Linked DNA regions of Homo sapiens: region 2 is linked to region 1. The links are chromatin contacts, found by Hi-C or POLR2A ChIA-PET in ENCODE. All regions are on one chromosome and are shown on one strand. The core of a region is the stretch at or near the end of the contact, and the rest is flanking DNA. Distances in the headings are between cores, read along the strand shown.

Evidence for each region. A loop is a pair of places that touch in the nucleus more often than their neighbours do. ChIA-PET counts read pairs that join two places held with the same protein, here RNA polymerase II (POLR2A). Pooled maps may share reads with other maps.
Region 2: a map of Panc1 shows a loop between it and region 1 (2.2-fold over the local background). The contact joins two enhancer-like sites. A Hi-C loop is called at or near these places in 1 of 168 maps with a recorded cell type or tissue (Panc1) and 1 of 50 pooled maps. POLR2A ChIA-PET finds 5 or more read pairs at or near these places in 3 of 52 experiments (A549, activated CD8-positive, alpha-beta memory T cell and activated naive CD4-positive, alpha-beta T cell).

Annotation. Positions count from the first base shown.
Region 1 is chr15:52,251,643-52,258,480 of GRCh38, reverse strand. It overlaps MYO5C (myosin VC), which reads left to right. Exons shown (of 41, transcript NM_018728.4): 11 at 1,761-1,842; 12 at 5,024-5,164. Among named protein-coding and RNA genes, the nearest start is that of MIR1266, 22 kb to the left of the region's middle. RefSeq lists an enhancer at 588-1,164. Within about 2 kb of position 5,565, at least 7 of the 41 ENCODE cell types and tissues checked have a DNase peak (open chromatin) inside an H3K27ac peak, as active enhancers do.
Region 2 is chr15:52,434,540-52,441,838 of GRCh38, reverse strand. The region is part of intron 1 of MYO5A (myosin VA); the gene reads left to right. Among named protein-coding and RNA genes, the nearest start is that of MYO5A, 91 kb to the left of the region's middle. Within about 2 kb of position 3,063, at least 7 of the 41 ENCODE cell types and tissues checked have a DNase peak (open chromatin) inside an H3K27ac peak, as active enhancers do.

The sequences.
Region 1 (6,838 bases), core at 4,316-6,815:
TGACTCCCCAGCCTGTCGTGTATTTATGTTCTTTGGACCCAGAGTTGGAAAAACCTGGGTCTGGGGGTCAGACCCCTGGGAATGAGCTCCGTAGCATACCAGTTACGTGACCTCAAGAAAGTCACAGAACCTCTCCAAGCCTTAGTTTCTGCATCTACAAGATGGGGCCTCTCTTGCAGGGTGATTTTGAACATATGATGGAAGAAATTATGCAGGTACCTTGAAAACCATAAGCATGGTTCCAGTGTGAAGTGTTTTCATAGCCAATGTGCCTCTAGCATTTTAAGTCACAGATCTAGGTCTTTCCATGGGTCCTAAACTTCAGATTTTTGTGCCCCAAAATAATGCATTGATGTTTGACATTTTGCCAGGTTCTAGAAAGCCCTGCCCTTGGCCCCAGCTGTGAGCTGCAGAGCTCAGTGAGACCCTTTTTAATCTTCCCCCAGGCCCAGCCCTGGCCTTGCTTCCATGAGCAGACCAGCCTCCGAATCTCTGAGCCACCAAGGCTGCGTGTGGAATGGGGCTGTCAGAGCTGCTATGAATCACCCTGGAGCTGTCTAGAGGACAGTCCAGGTTCTTACCCTGCCCAGGAATTCCAGATTGAGCCAAACCAGCTCAGTCAAGTGAGACTCCCAGGGGACCTGTGATAGGAGCCGGCAGGAACCTCTCAGGATTAGAGCGATTAAGAACAAAGCTTTGGAGGCACCAAGCACTGGGGTCGAATTGCATTTCTGGCACCACTTGCTGGCTGTTGGTCCTCACCATGGTCACTCCTTCTCTGACCCTCGTGTGTGACAGTGGAGTCACAGGAGCCCTTCACATAGGGCTGTGTTAGGGTTATAGGAGGTGACGTGCATAAATGCTGACACCTTAAAAGTGCTCAGCAAGCTGCCTTCCAGCAGGAGCTCATCTGGCCAGGTGGTAAATTTGGTGCCTCTGTTTTGTTCGGCCCACGTTTTGCAGAGTGGGATTATTCACTTAAAAGTCCCAGTTTTCTGACTTTTCTTAAGAATCAATTAATCTAACATCCTGGGCCGCATTCATCCATGGCTACATCCGGCAGGAGCTGAGTAGCAGCTGCCTCCCCAAGGGCTCCTCTCAGTTCTTGAGCTTGCAACTCCAAGGCAACTGCAGAGGCAGCTGATGAAAGTCTGAATATGGAAGCCAGCCATGTCTGTCTCGTCCCTGATGGGGTGTGCTGGGCTGTAGGATATGAAATGACTTTGCCCTTTTCCTCTAGGAGCTATGAAAGCACCCCTTAGGGAGGCAAAATTGTGCTGCAGTTGTGCTGCTCCTCCCCTCAACAGACAAGGAGAGAATAGGAAACCACATTGCCTTCTCATTGGAGGCACAGGCATCACAGTCAGGCAGCTTCGCAGCTAAGTTCTGACACAAGCTGTGTGACCTTTGGCAAGTTTCTTAACCTCTCGGGCTTATTTTCTGACCTATAAAGTCAGAATAATAATTGCCAATATCACTGTTGTTGTGCGGACTACACCATATGGTGACATGCTTATTTTAATGCCTGGCTTGAGGTAGGTGTTTTATACCTACCAGATTTCTTCCGGGGGACAACCAGGAAAAGGGTTATTTATAAACTGACTACTAGGATATCATTAAAACCAGAAGCTTTGAGGGGTATTTAAAACTTGTAGAAGACATAGCAAACGTTTAAGCTTTTAAGTGTCAAAAAATATCTATAAACAAATGCATATGTCTTGCTTCAGGTTATATTTTAACTTGTTTAAATTGTATTTCAGTTTTGAAACCTTTGATGTGAACAGCTTTGAACAATTTTGCATCAATTACGCTAATGAAAAACTGCAACAACAGTTTAACATGGTAGGTGACCTTTCTGCCTTCTTGACTAGTTCTCAGCCGCGCGCGCGCGCGTGTGTGTGTGTGTGTGTGTGTGTGTTCGTGGAAAGAGGCATTCTTCTTTCTTGAGGTTGCAAATTTTTATGCAAGGAGCCTCACGCTGGGTCACTGCACCACCTTGTGGCCAAATCTTGAAATCACACCCTCTCATCTATTTCATCTTTTTTGAATCACCTGCCAATGTGTGAGCCTCACTGCCCTTCTTGGATACAGACCCTCTGTGCAGCCAGACAAAACTATTTAGTTGGTTGCCTGAGGCCTCCACTTTCTTTCGAGCCTCTCTGTCTTTGCACTTGCTGCTTTCTCTGCCTTAACCCACGTGCTCCTGTTATTTCCCCATTGCTTTATCTTCACGTGGCCAACTCCAGCTTGTGTTTTGAGATCCAGCTTCCCTGAGAGCCTCCTGCGATACCTCCTGGCCTCTTCCTATGTGCTTCCTTATCGCAGGCCTGTCACATGGAATTATCATCATTTGCATGCAAGTTTCCAAATAGACTTGGTCACCTGGAGAGGCCAGGACTGGCATTCTTTGTCTCTCTCAGCCCAGTGCTTATCTCGGCACATGCAGCACTAAACAGCAGATGGCCAATGGATTATGGGAATGAGTTTCTCCAACCTTAATTTAGAACAAGACATATATGGTACCTTCCTAACTAACAATAAGATCAAATGTATCATCCCATGGAAACAGACAGGAGATGGATTCCAATTTTTTTTTTCCACTGGGAAGATTTGTTTATTCAAAAGACGTTTTTGAGTGTATACTGTGTATACCAGGTACCAAGTTAAGTGCTGAGGTAGAAAGATGAATAAAACAATTTAAAAAATGTTGAGTAAATGCTACTTGTGGCTGTTTGGGCATTTATTATTGCTATGTGTATTGAATACAATTTCAACCTCTTAAATCAGTTCCCTAGATGCAAGAACTTTATTGAATTCACTTTTGAATTCCCAACAGTACTGACGCCTTTCTGCTCCTAACAGAAGTCAATGAAATTAAAAGTTGATTGAACATCTTTCTACATTGGCCCTACCATGAAACTACTCTCATATTTTTTTTATAATTGCCTCCTTAACATTTATATTTGGCTCTGTTTCTGAAAAGCCATGAAAGCTAAAATGCTTTACTAACTCACATTTTCCCTTTAGCTTACATTCTAAACTTTGGCTACATGTTTATGGGAAGAATGGTGATTCCAGTTCATAATAGAAATCACACTTTAATACCCTAACAGTTACTCCAAGGAAAGGTTATACCTTTGTTAGTGTCCAGTCTTATGCTCCCTCAGAACCCCTGAGGAAAACATAGCATGACGTCTTGGAGAGTGTGGGCTTTGGCTCAAACTAAATTGGGTTTGAATCTCAGCTCTACCACCTCCCTCTGGGACCTTGGGTTCTCTGAGCCTCTGTTTCCTTGTTTTAAAAATGAGTCATCATTACACATTGTATGTATGTGTCAGAATATCACATGTACCACAAAACTATGTACAACTATTATGTATCAATTTAAAAAGAGTCAATAATAACTGTCTAATATTGTGAGAAGACCTAACATTGAATCCTACTCAGTAGAAGTTTCTTTTTTTTTTTTTGGCCCAGAATTAATTCATGTATAACCATTAAATTTCATTCCATTGTAAATTTCATTTCTTTAGCATTTGCAAGGCTCTCCTGGAAGTTTAACATTAATAACTACAGCTGAGGTTTATTCCAAGTGCATATTCAGTATAACTCACCTGAAGTCAAACTCTCTGTGGCTGCTACCCTGTTCCCTGGCTGCAATGGCGTGCTGCTCCCCAACATGTCCACCTTAACCTCAAAGTGACACTTATACCAGATGTCTTGCCAAAAATCACAAATCAGAGGCTGTAATTCTATTTTTTTTTTTTTGCTTTTGTTCTCCTCTCCTGTTCTTCTTCCTCTTCCACTTCCTCCTCCTTCTCTTCCTTTTTCCTCTTCTCCTTTTTCTGAGTCATCCATCAATGTGTAGATCCTCCCAGGAGGGGTAGTATCTTCAATTGTCAGCACAGAAAGCTTTGGGTAGGACTCTCCTGATCTCCAGTCCCCCTCTTCTGGCTGCCACTGGGCCTTGCACCTGATGCCCCCAGGGAGCTCAGCAGTAGCAAGTGTAGAAGTGCCGGTGCCACCTTCTCCTCTCAGCCCGCTTACCCTCCACGTGACTTTCTGTGGTCAAGTCACGCCATGGACCCCATGTCCTGAGCCTGACATTCATCCTGACCTCTTCGCTCCTCTTCCTCCTCCCTGAGTCCCAGCCATCAAGAGCATCGGGCTGAGTCCTCATTGGTCTCACTGCCTCCGGTTCTTCCCTCCTCTGAGCCATCCTCCAGGTCTCATCATAACCCCTCCGCCCTCCAGCGGGTCCTCACTGCTCCTAGAAAAAGGCCATAGGCCCAGAATTCTCTAAGGAGGGTGTGAAGGTCTCAGGTGATTTGACTGTACCATTCTTTGCCACCACATTGCTGCTGTCCTCCTGTAATTTCTAACCTGCTTGAGGTGCGTTTCTCAAGCACCCATTGAGCTTTCATGTGGTTCCCACTGGGATTCCTCCATAGGAGGGTTTTCTTGATGCCCCACCCCACCCCACCCTACCCCACCTCACCACCTGCCAGCCAAACTTTCTTTCATCCTCCATGGTAAGCCTGAGTACATCCTCTGGGAAGCCTCCCTGATACCCTTACAGCCCAAGTGAGTAGTGCACGAAGATCTCTAAGCAGTGGGCTTCTCCCACCGGCCCCGCAGCTAGCATTCTCAGGTAGCTGGCTCCACCCAGCCAGGCTGCATTAGGCCAAAGAGGCTGGATCTGTCCTTGGATAGCTGCTAGCAGGAAGGGGCTGTAGGACCACACTGAGTACCATGTGGTGCTGGTGGTGACACAGGCTGGCCCAAGCCATGTCCTAGGAGGTAGAGACCCACTCAGACTAGGTGGGAGGATGACAGCTAGACTCGCTTTAGGAACTCGGCGGTATTGATCACGGTATGGGCCTTGTCTATACTTCAGGGTCCTTCTTTTTAAACATAAATATTACAGATCAACCATTTACATTTTCCAAATGCTTACATCCTGCTCTTTGGAAACGTATTTTAATATTCTGTTTTACTTTCTGTATTAACTTTGGATTCCCAGCATGTCTTCAAACTGGAACAAGAAGAATACATGAAGGAAGATATACCTTGGACGCTGATAGATTTTTATGACAATCAACCAGTTATTGACCTGATTGAAGCAAAAATGGGAATTCTGGAGTTACTGGATGAAGAATGTTTGGTAACTTTTAAGAATAATTGTTTTTTTCAGCTTTTAAGTAGTAACAGATGAGCATTTTGCAAAGCAGTTTTTTTGAAGTGTGCTTGTGAAGTCCTGATGTTTATCCAGTTGGTTGGATGGATATTAATGCTGGGACAGCATCCACAGCAGGGACCCCAGAGGGCCCACTGGGCCTTTTGCCCTCAGCCTGTGTAGACCACGCTTGGGGAGCTGCACCACCTCTTTTACCTGACTTCCAGCATGGAGGCTGTCCCAAAGTGTATGTAGAAACATGCATGAAAACAGCAAGTGACTCCACTCAAGTTGTCGGTGACTAATAAGAATTGAGTTTTCTTTTACATCCTGATTCTTGTGAGTCATCAAGAAAAATCAACATCGTATGATTCACCAGAAGAGCTTTCTAGAGTTTTCTTCTTACCATTTCCCTCTGGGAAACTCTGAAGTAGGCCAGCCTGGCAGTGTCTCTCATGGGGCCACAAGAACAAATAATCCCAAAGTGAGGATTAATAAGGTTTCGGGGTTAAAGGATTTTTTTTTTTTTTGAGACGGAGTCTTGCTCTATCACCCAGGCTGGAGTGCAGTGGTGCCATCTCGGCTCACTGCAACCTCCGCTTCCTGAGTTCAAGTGATTCTCCTGTTCCAGCCTCCGGAGTAGCTGGAATTATAGGCGCACACCACCATGCCCAGCTAATTTTTTGTATTTTTGGTAGAGACGGGGTTTCACCATGTTAGCCAGGATGGTCTGGATCTCCTGACCTCGTGATCCGCCTGCCTCGGCCTCCCAAAGTGCTGGGATTACAGGCATGAGCCACTGCGCCCGGCCAATTTTTGTATTTTTAGTAGAGATGGGGTTTCCATCTCAAAAAAAAAAAAATCACATGTATCAAGATCAAATTTCGCAACTAGCTTAGTACAAGGAGGTATGCCCTTATTTCAAGGAGTGAGTTAATTAGGAAGTAAAATAAGAAAAACTATTTTCCTGAGGCAGGGGAAGGGGAGGACTCTCTATTCAGGTGCCAGTCTTTTCCCATTCACCCGTGAATAAAGGTCATGTTCGTGTAATGGAACCCACACTATTTTTTCCTGAACCTTTAGATTTCTTTGGGAAGAAATAAAATACTGCCTATTTTATAGAAATAAAATTCTTCATTCTAAAGTCATTGTGTGACCATTTCTTTTTAAAGTTTTGTTCTTCTAAAGAGACTTTGATGTATCCATTAAAATATCACATCAAATACCCCACAAATATATATAATTGTTATTTGTCAATTAATAATAATTTTTAAAGTGCCCTAAAGATTAAGATCAAGGATAAATTAATGCCTAAAGTTGCTTTTTTAAAAGCCTCTAAGGCCAGGCGCAGTGGCTCTTGCCTGTAACCCCAGCACTTTGGGGAGGCCAAGGTGGGTGGATCACCTGAGGTTAGGAGTTGGAGGCCAGCCTGGCCAACATGGTGAAACCCCGTCTCTACTAAAAATACAAAAATTAGTCAGGCATGGTAGCAGGCACTTGTAATCCCAGCTACTTAGGAGACTGAGGCAGGAGAATCGCTTGAACCCAGGAGGCAGAGGTTGCAGTGAGCCAAGATCGCGTCATCACACTCCAGCCTGGGTGGAAGAGCCAGACTCCATCTCAAAAATAAATAAATAAATAAATAAATAAATAAATAAATAA
Region 2 (7,299 bases), core at 1,814-4,313, 190 kb before region 1:
AAAAAGATACAGCTCTCCTTGCAAGGAGCTCACAGTCTTTAAAGATAGGCACCCAAAGTCATCATTTAGTGGGATAAGGATTCTAGCAGAAGATCGTATAAGGTAATAGAGATGTTGAGAATGGAGAGCCAAATGAGGAGAAGAAGTCAGGAAAAGCCTGTTAGAGGAGGTGGCACTTGAACACAGAATTGAGGAATAAATAGGAGCTTGCTGCTGAAGAGGGAAGAGATTGTGTTTCAGATGGAGGAAACAGCTACAGCAAAGGCTTACAAGTGTGAAACAGCATGGCTTGTTCAGGGTATAGCAAACCCATAGTTTTCTGTGACTGGAGAATAGAAGTGGCAAGTGAAAATTGGTGGGGAGCAGGATGAAATGTTTAAGAATATATTCCATCAAGGGCCTTCAATAGCGTAAGTAGTGTTCTACTTATGAACCTAAGTGGTGGGCATATGGAAGTTCATTACGTCATTCTTTCATTCAACAAATTATTTATGTATACACACACATGCAGACACACACACACACATCCTCTTGTATGACATATTTCATAACAAATTTAAAAAATACAAAATACACCATTACTAAGGGGGGCAATTTTCTAGATTTCCTAGTTTCTTTAATAATTTTTGTTTCCTTTTTTCTGGGGAGCTCATCATGTGCTTTTAGAATAGTAGTTCCTGAATTTTTTATACCAAAAACATGCTCTAAAGACTATATGAATTACTTAGTAATCATGTGTAACATCCGCATTAATGTCAGATTTCAGAGGAGGGGGTACTGGTGACGTTTCAGGATTTCTTCCCTGCTTTAGTTCAAAGCCCAGAGGAGCACTTAGTTTTTGTAATATGCTTGATTGAATTGTGACATAAAGCACTCATTTTTGCAAACATTCACAATGGGCTATCGAAAGTGAGCCATGGCCGATTCTGAATTGCCAAGCTGCTCATGATTTAATACAGAAGCTAATAAAGATGTGCACATGTGCTATAAAGCAAATAATGTATATGGGAGTTAGGGGGAGAAGAGAGAAGATCATATGGGTCAAATTCTTTGGGTTTTGAGGGCTGGTCAGTTTACTCTGTTAATGCTGTTAGTTTTGTTCCCAAAAGTGTCTGGGGCATCAGAAGCAACTGCTTTTGGTGCCCACACCCTCAGTGTTCCTTGACAGACAAAACACAAGTTAGCAAAACTTCCAGTGAGTCATCTGCATCAATCAAGGGCCTCTTCAGTGTTGTCATCATGGTAAGATACCAAAAGAAAGATGACTGGTGGGCCAGGTGCGGTGACTCATGCCTTTAATCCTAGCACTTTGAGAGGCCGAGGTGGGCAGATCACCTGAGGTCAGGGGTTCAAGACCAGCCTGGCCAACATGGCGAAGCCCCGTCTCTACTAATAATATAAAAATTAGCCAGGTGTTGTGGTGCATGCCTGTAATCTCGGCTACTTGGGAGGCTGAGGCAGGAGAATCGCTTGAACCTGGGAGGCAAAGGTAGCAGTGAGCAGAGATTGTGCCACTGCACTCCAGCCTGGGCAACAGAGCGAGACTCCATCTCAGAAAAAAAAAAAGAAAAAGAAAAAAAAAAGATGGCTGGTGCCTCCTTAAACATGCAAGGCTGGGTGTAACCCCCAAGGAGGTGCAAGGGCAGTGCTGGGTGAGCCAACACTGCTTGGTGCCTCTCTCTGGCATGTTCCAGTGCCAGCATGTCCCTTGAACGTGCCTTTCTAGTGCTCTTCTTTTAGACTCTGTCAAAATTACCTCATTGCTGCCAGGCAGGCCTCATTAAATTGTATTGTGGAAGGACAGATGTCTTTTATTTTCCTTGCAAGCTATTATGCAGGTTAAATCTGTGCTAGCATTATTTTCTCAGATTTTAGCTATTATAAAATTTAGTCCGTCTTCATTTTATTCTCATCCTGATTTTTTGTCAAGTGGTTCATTTGAATTGTCACAAATCTTTGATGTGTGTTTACATTTTATGTAGTTTAGGTTTATTTTCTCATTTCTCCCTCCCTAGGTTTTTTCTTTAATCCCAATACCTCAAATCTCAGGCTCTTCTTTTTCCTTCTCCTACCAGTTTCTACATCATTATTTACTTTTTCTTTACCTACTACTTCATGAGTCTCTCTTCTTTAAGCCTCTGATTCATGCCCCATCTCAACCCTGCTTGGTGGCCTCAAACTCTGGTATGGCTTCATGGAAAATCCTGAGCTAAGCCTGTGGAATGTTGCCAATTTTTCTCACCTCTTTTCCTTGCCTTACCTTATCTCAGTCTTAAATAAAATCAACATATATGTGCTGCCCACAAACTATGGGCCAGGAACTTGGCTGACCTCAAAGGGGATTCAAAGATGGCTTTGAAAGAGTATATAGTCTGGTATGGAAGGTAGGTAGATTCATAAATAACTAAAATAAGGTTTCAGGTAGCATAAGTGAGATGTTTGAGAGACTCTCACAAGATAATGAGGGACTAGATCTAGAGTAGTGTGAGTGGAGAAGAGGAAACGGGGATCACTGAAAGAGAGCCTAACCCTTTGTTAGCTAATCATGACAGAATCCAGCTACATGACAGTGTTACCGGGTCGTCCTTGCTCCCAGAGCTCCCAAGATGGTGGCAGGCCACTTCCAAAATGGCGGCGGGCCACTTCCAAGATGGTGGCAAGCCTCATGTTCTCTGACCTGGGGTTCTTGGCCTCACGGATTCCAAGGAATGGAATCTTGGGCCATGCGGTGAGTGTTATAGCTCTATTAGAAGCCGTGGGTCACGGAAGAGAACTGTGGAACCCAGTGACTGACTAGTGTTCAGCTCGATTAGGACGAACCCGGGCACTTAGCCATGCAGGAACGATGGCAAGCCTGTAGCCCTATCGGGAGCAGCAGTGGGCGCCTAGCTGGATCAGGAGTACAGCAGACACCCTGCTGGATCCACCCTGTGGAAGTCAGCCACAGGTCTGTAACAGTGGCAAACAGCAGTGGTGGACGGCGAGCGAAAGCTCAGCTCGAGCCGTAACAAACACAGACCAAAAGAAAGTGCAGTTGCAAGATTTAATAGAGTGAAGACAGAGCTCCCATACAAAGGGAGGGGACCCAAAGAGGGTAGCCGTTGCCGGCTGGAATGCCTGGGTTTATATCCCGATCATTGTCCCTCCCGCTGTGCTCTTAGGCGATAGATGATTAGCTATTTCTTTACCTCCTGTTTTTGCCTAATTAGCATTTTAGTGAGCTCTCTGATGGCTCGGGTGTGAGCTAAGTTGCAAGCCCCATCTTTAAAGGTGGACGTGGTCACCTTCCCAGCTAGGCTTAGGGATTCTTAGTCTGCCTAGGAAATCCAGCTAGTCCTGTCTCTCAACAGGGGCTTTCCCTTGCCTTGCTGGGGCTGTGTCCAGTTTGATTCACTTTGGCCAGGGTTATTGTTTTCTAACTGCTTCTTTTTCACCAGGAGGGCCTTCTGCAGACTAAGTAGGCAGTGTCTATCCTTGTTTCTGATTCCTGCCCGACTCACACTGTGTCCCATTTCTAGGTTCCTCATGCGTTCCAGTGGCCTTGTCTTCTTGCCTGCCTTCCCCCAGTCTTCTCACCGGATGTGACTGGACAAGTTTAGTTCTATTCCTGCCATGTGTATTTGCTTTGCGGCCTGGGGGAGGCAGGGTTGGAAGTGATGAAAGCAGTAGGAAGTGGCATATCAGGTTGAGATTTCCCTGTTTCAGCATCTAAGGTATATATCCTCAAACTGACCCCCTTCTGGCATAGTTGTTTCTGCAGAGTCACTGATCTCATTGGTTAAGATGGAAAAGAACCACAGAAAGGCAATGGTAATAATAGAATGGTTTCTGACCTATTTCTCCTTGGATGCTTTCCTCAGAGGTAAAGCTAAGATAAAGAGGAAATTGGTTATCAGGGTGGTGTTCAGTGTTTAAATATCTTGCTTTTGGTGAATATGAGGGCCTTATCCTCCCACTGCTTATCTGTAAGTGTTGTTAACATCTAGCCCTTGGAAATCTGGTCTTTGGCAAAGTATCTACTTTTTGCAAAATACTTGTGGAAATCTGAGCTGGAGCTCCCTACTAACACAGAACATGAAGGCACTTTCTAGATTTAAAGTCTCCTCATGTTTAGGCACTGGTCAGTCATGCTTCTACAAACTCACTTGGACACATTTTCCTTTTTTGTGTTTTCATCAGTCAAGGTGATAGGTCATTTCATGATTCTGAATATCTCTCTCTCTTTTTTTTTTTTTTTTTTTTTTGAGATGGAGTCTTGCTCTGTTGCCCAGGCTGGAGTGCAGTGACTTGATCTTAGCTCACTGCAACCTCCACCTCCTGGGCTCAAGTAATCCTCCCACCTCAGCCTCCTGAGTAGCTGGGGTTACAGGCACGAACCACCATGCCTGGCTAATTTTTGTATTTTTAGTAGAGGCGGGGTTTCACCATGTTGGTCAGGCTGGTCTCTAACTCCTGAGCTCAAGTGATCCGCCTGCCTAAGCCTCCCAAAGAGCTGGGATTACAGGCATGAGCCACTGTGCCCAGCCCGACTCTTAATCTCTTTATATTTATATATCTTTTCTGGAACCAGTAGTGCCTTCCAGAGAAAGCTACAAAAGTGCTGTCTTTGTAAAGTAAGCTTCAGAGTGGGAGCAGTTAGTACATAGAAATATTTATTACATGAGTAAGGCTTTAGTGATATGTACAGATATTACTCAGTTTATGGACTGTGTCCCTGGGAAAAAAGTTGTAAAACAAATTTCAGTAACATGTTTGATATATGACATTAGAAATCACTTCCTATGGGAAAAACAGTAACAACCCCACCTTGTACTTATATATTGGTTTATACTTTTCATGAAGTTTCTATGTGCGTAAGCCTTTGCAATAAACTAGAAGACTATTGTTGTCATCCTCATTTTATTGTTGCCTGAAATAAAGGCCAAGGCCCATCTGGTGGCCCTGGGAGTAGAACCCATAGTCTAATTCCATACTCTTTCCTCTGCAAACTGTTTAGATTAAAAGTTTGTATGTGTTGGTAATAATAAGAGAAAATTAAAGCAATTGAGCGAGCTTTTAATCATGCTACTTATATTCAATTTAAAGAGATGCCTTTTATTCTGATCTTCTTTCGATAAGTTCTTACTAAGCACCAGCTCTGTGTCAGGTACTGTTCTAAGTACTGCCTGCTGTGTTGAACAACACAGACACAGAACTTATGTTCTAATGAAGGAAGAGAGATAGTAAATAAGTAAACAAACAAGAACATAACAGCAGGTGATTTCAGATAGTGAATAAGAGTGCTGAAGAATGTAAAATAGAGAATGGTAATAGTAGTTTGGATTGATTTCCGCTAGAAAGGTCTGGGAAGGCCTCTCTGAAGAGGTTTACATTTGAGCTATCATATAAGTGAGAAGGAGGCAGACATAAGCAGATCTGGGAGAAGTACATTATAGAGGGCTTAACAAGAGCCAGGGTCTAGAGACAGGAGCAAACAAAACTGTGTTCCTGAAGAACTAAAATAAGATCTGCATAGTGCCGGCTTAGAGGTTGGCAGGGGAAGGAAAGGACAGGTCATGAAGGCCCTTGTAGAACATGGTAAGGGATTTGTATGTTAACTATGATGGCCAGGCCAGGTGTGGTGGCTCACGCCGTAATCCCAGCACTTTGGGAGGCCAAGGTGGGAGGATCACTCTCTGAGGCTAGGAGTTTGAGACCAGCCTGGCCAACATGGCGAAACCCTGTCTCTACTAAAAATACAACAACAACAAAAAAGTAGCCAGGTGTGGTGGCAGGCACCTGTAATCCCAGCTACTTGGGAGGCTGAGGCAGGAGAATCGCTTGAACCCCAGAAGCGGAGGCTGCAATGAGCCGAGATCATGCCATTGCACTCCAACCTGGGCAACAAGAGGAAAACTCTGTGTCAGAAAAACAGAAAACAAAAAAACTGTGATGGCTATTTGTCCTACTGTTTTCTTGTTAAAATGTCCTTTATTTTGTAAAACGATGGTGATATTAGACAGTAAATTGGTATTTATGTTGCCTCTGCTGAGTGTGAGGGCTTTAGCCTCTACTTGTCTGTAAGTGCTGCCAATAATTAATGGTTTTATAATCTTACTTGTCAAGACTAAAAGTTAGTTAATAACCTTATATCAGTCCCCAAACTTTAAGTAAAAAATTTTACCAGCCATGAAATCTAGTAGTTTGGAAACTATGGCAATATACCACAGCAGCTTCCCAATAGGAAGGCTTGAAAATATTTGTCAGTAAAGAGGTTAACATAGGCTGGGCATGGTGGCTCATGCCTGTAATCCCAGCACCTTGAGAGGCCAAGGCGGGTGGATCATGAGGTCAGGAGATCGAGACCATCCTGGCTAACACGGTGAAACCCTGTCTCTACTAAAAATAGAAAAAAATTAGCTGGGTGTGGTGGCATGTGCCTATAGTCCCAGCTGCTCGGGAGGCCGAGGCAGGAGAATCACTTGAACCCAGGAGGCGGAGGTTGCAGTGAGCCGAGATCGTGCCACTGCACTCCAGCCTGGGTGACAGAGTGACAGAGTGAGACTCCGTCTCAAAAAAAAAAAAAAAAAAAAAGAGGTTAACGTAATATCCAGGACAGTGGCATGGCATGCTGAAATGTTTTTCTTAATTTAAATTATCTTGAATCTCAGATCTACCTGTACTTTCGTTCACCCACTTTCTTTTCGCTTTCTCCTATCTGTAAGTTCATCACTGGGTCATATAAATTTCTCTTGTACTTGGGAATGACCTTGTTACAAGCTTCCAGAACTTTGTGCCCAGTACTTAGAATAGTCATTACATTATCACAGTTCTTTGGGAAGTTGCCCCATATTTAACATACTCAAATCCAAATGCTCCTTCTCAAAGCTCCAAGTAAATTAGTACCCTGATTATTGTTAAAAATGAAATCTAGAGGTGAATTTACATGAAATGAGGATACAGATACAGGCCAGAGACCGGGTTCAGTCTGGCCCATGCCAGCCATGATTGATTGTGTCATGTCTTTCCCTTGCTGGCTGAATCTAGGATTCCTGTTTTCATATGTGATTTGTTCATGAAAATGGGCATTTAGGTTTAGTGTATGTGTGTTTTAAAGGGAAATTTCTTCCCAGAGAGTCCAAGCACATAAAAACACTTCTTCAATGTGGTATTCGAAAGATTTGTGCATGTTAGTATATTTTGTTCTTTTTCTTCAAAATTGACCACATAATCTTCTGGCTTATGTCCAGGGAGTATCTAGTTGAGGCAAAATATTTGCTGCTTTGGGAATCCCTGATGATTACCATGCCTTTTTCATGA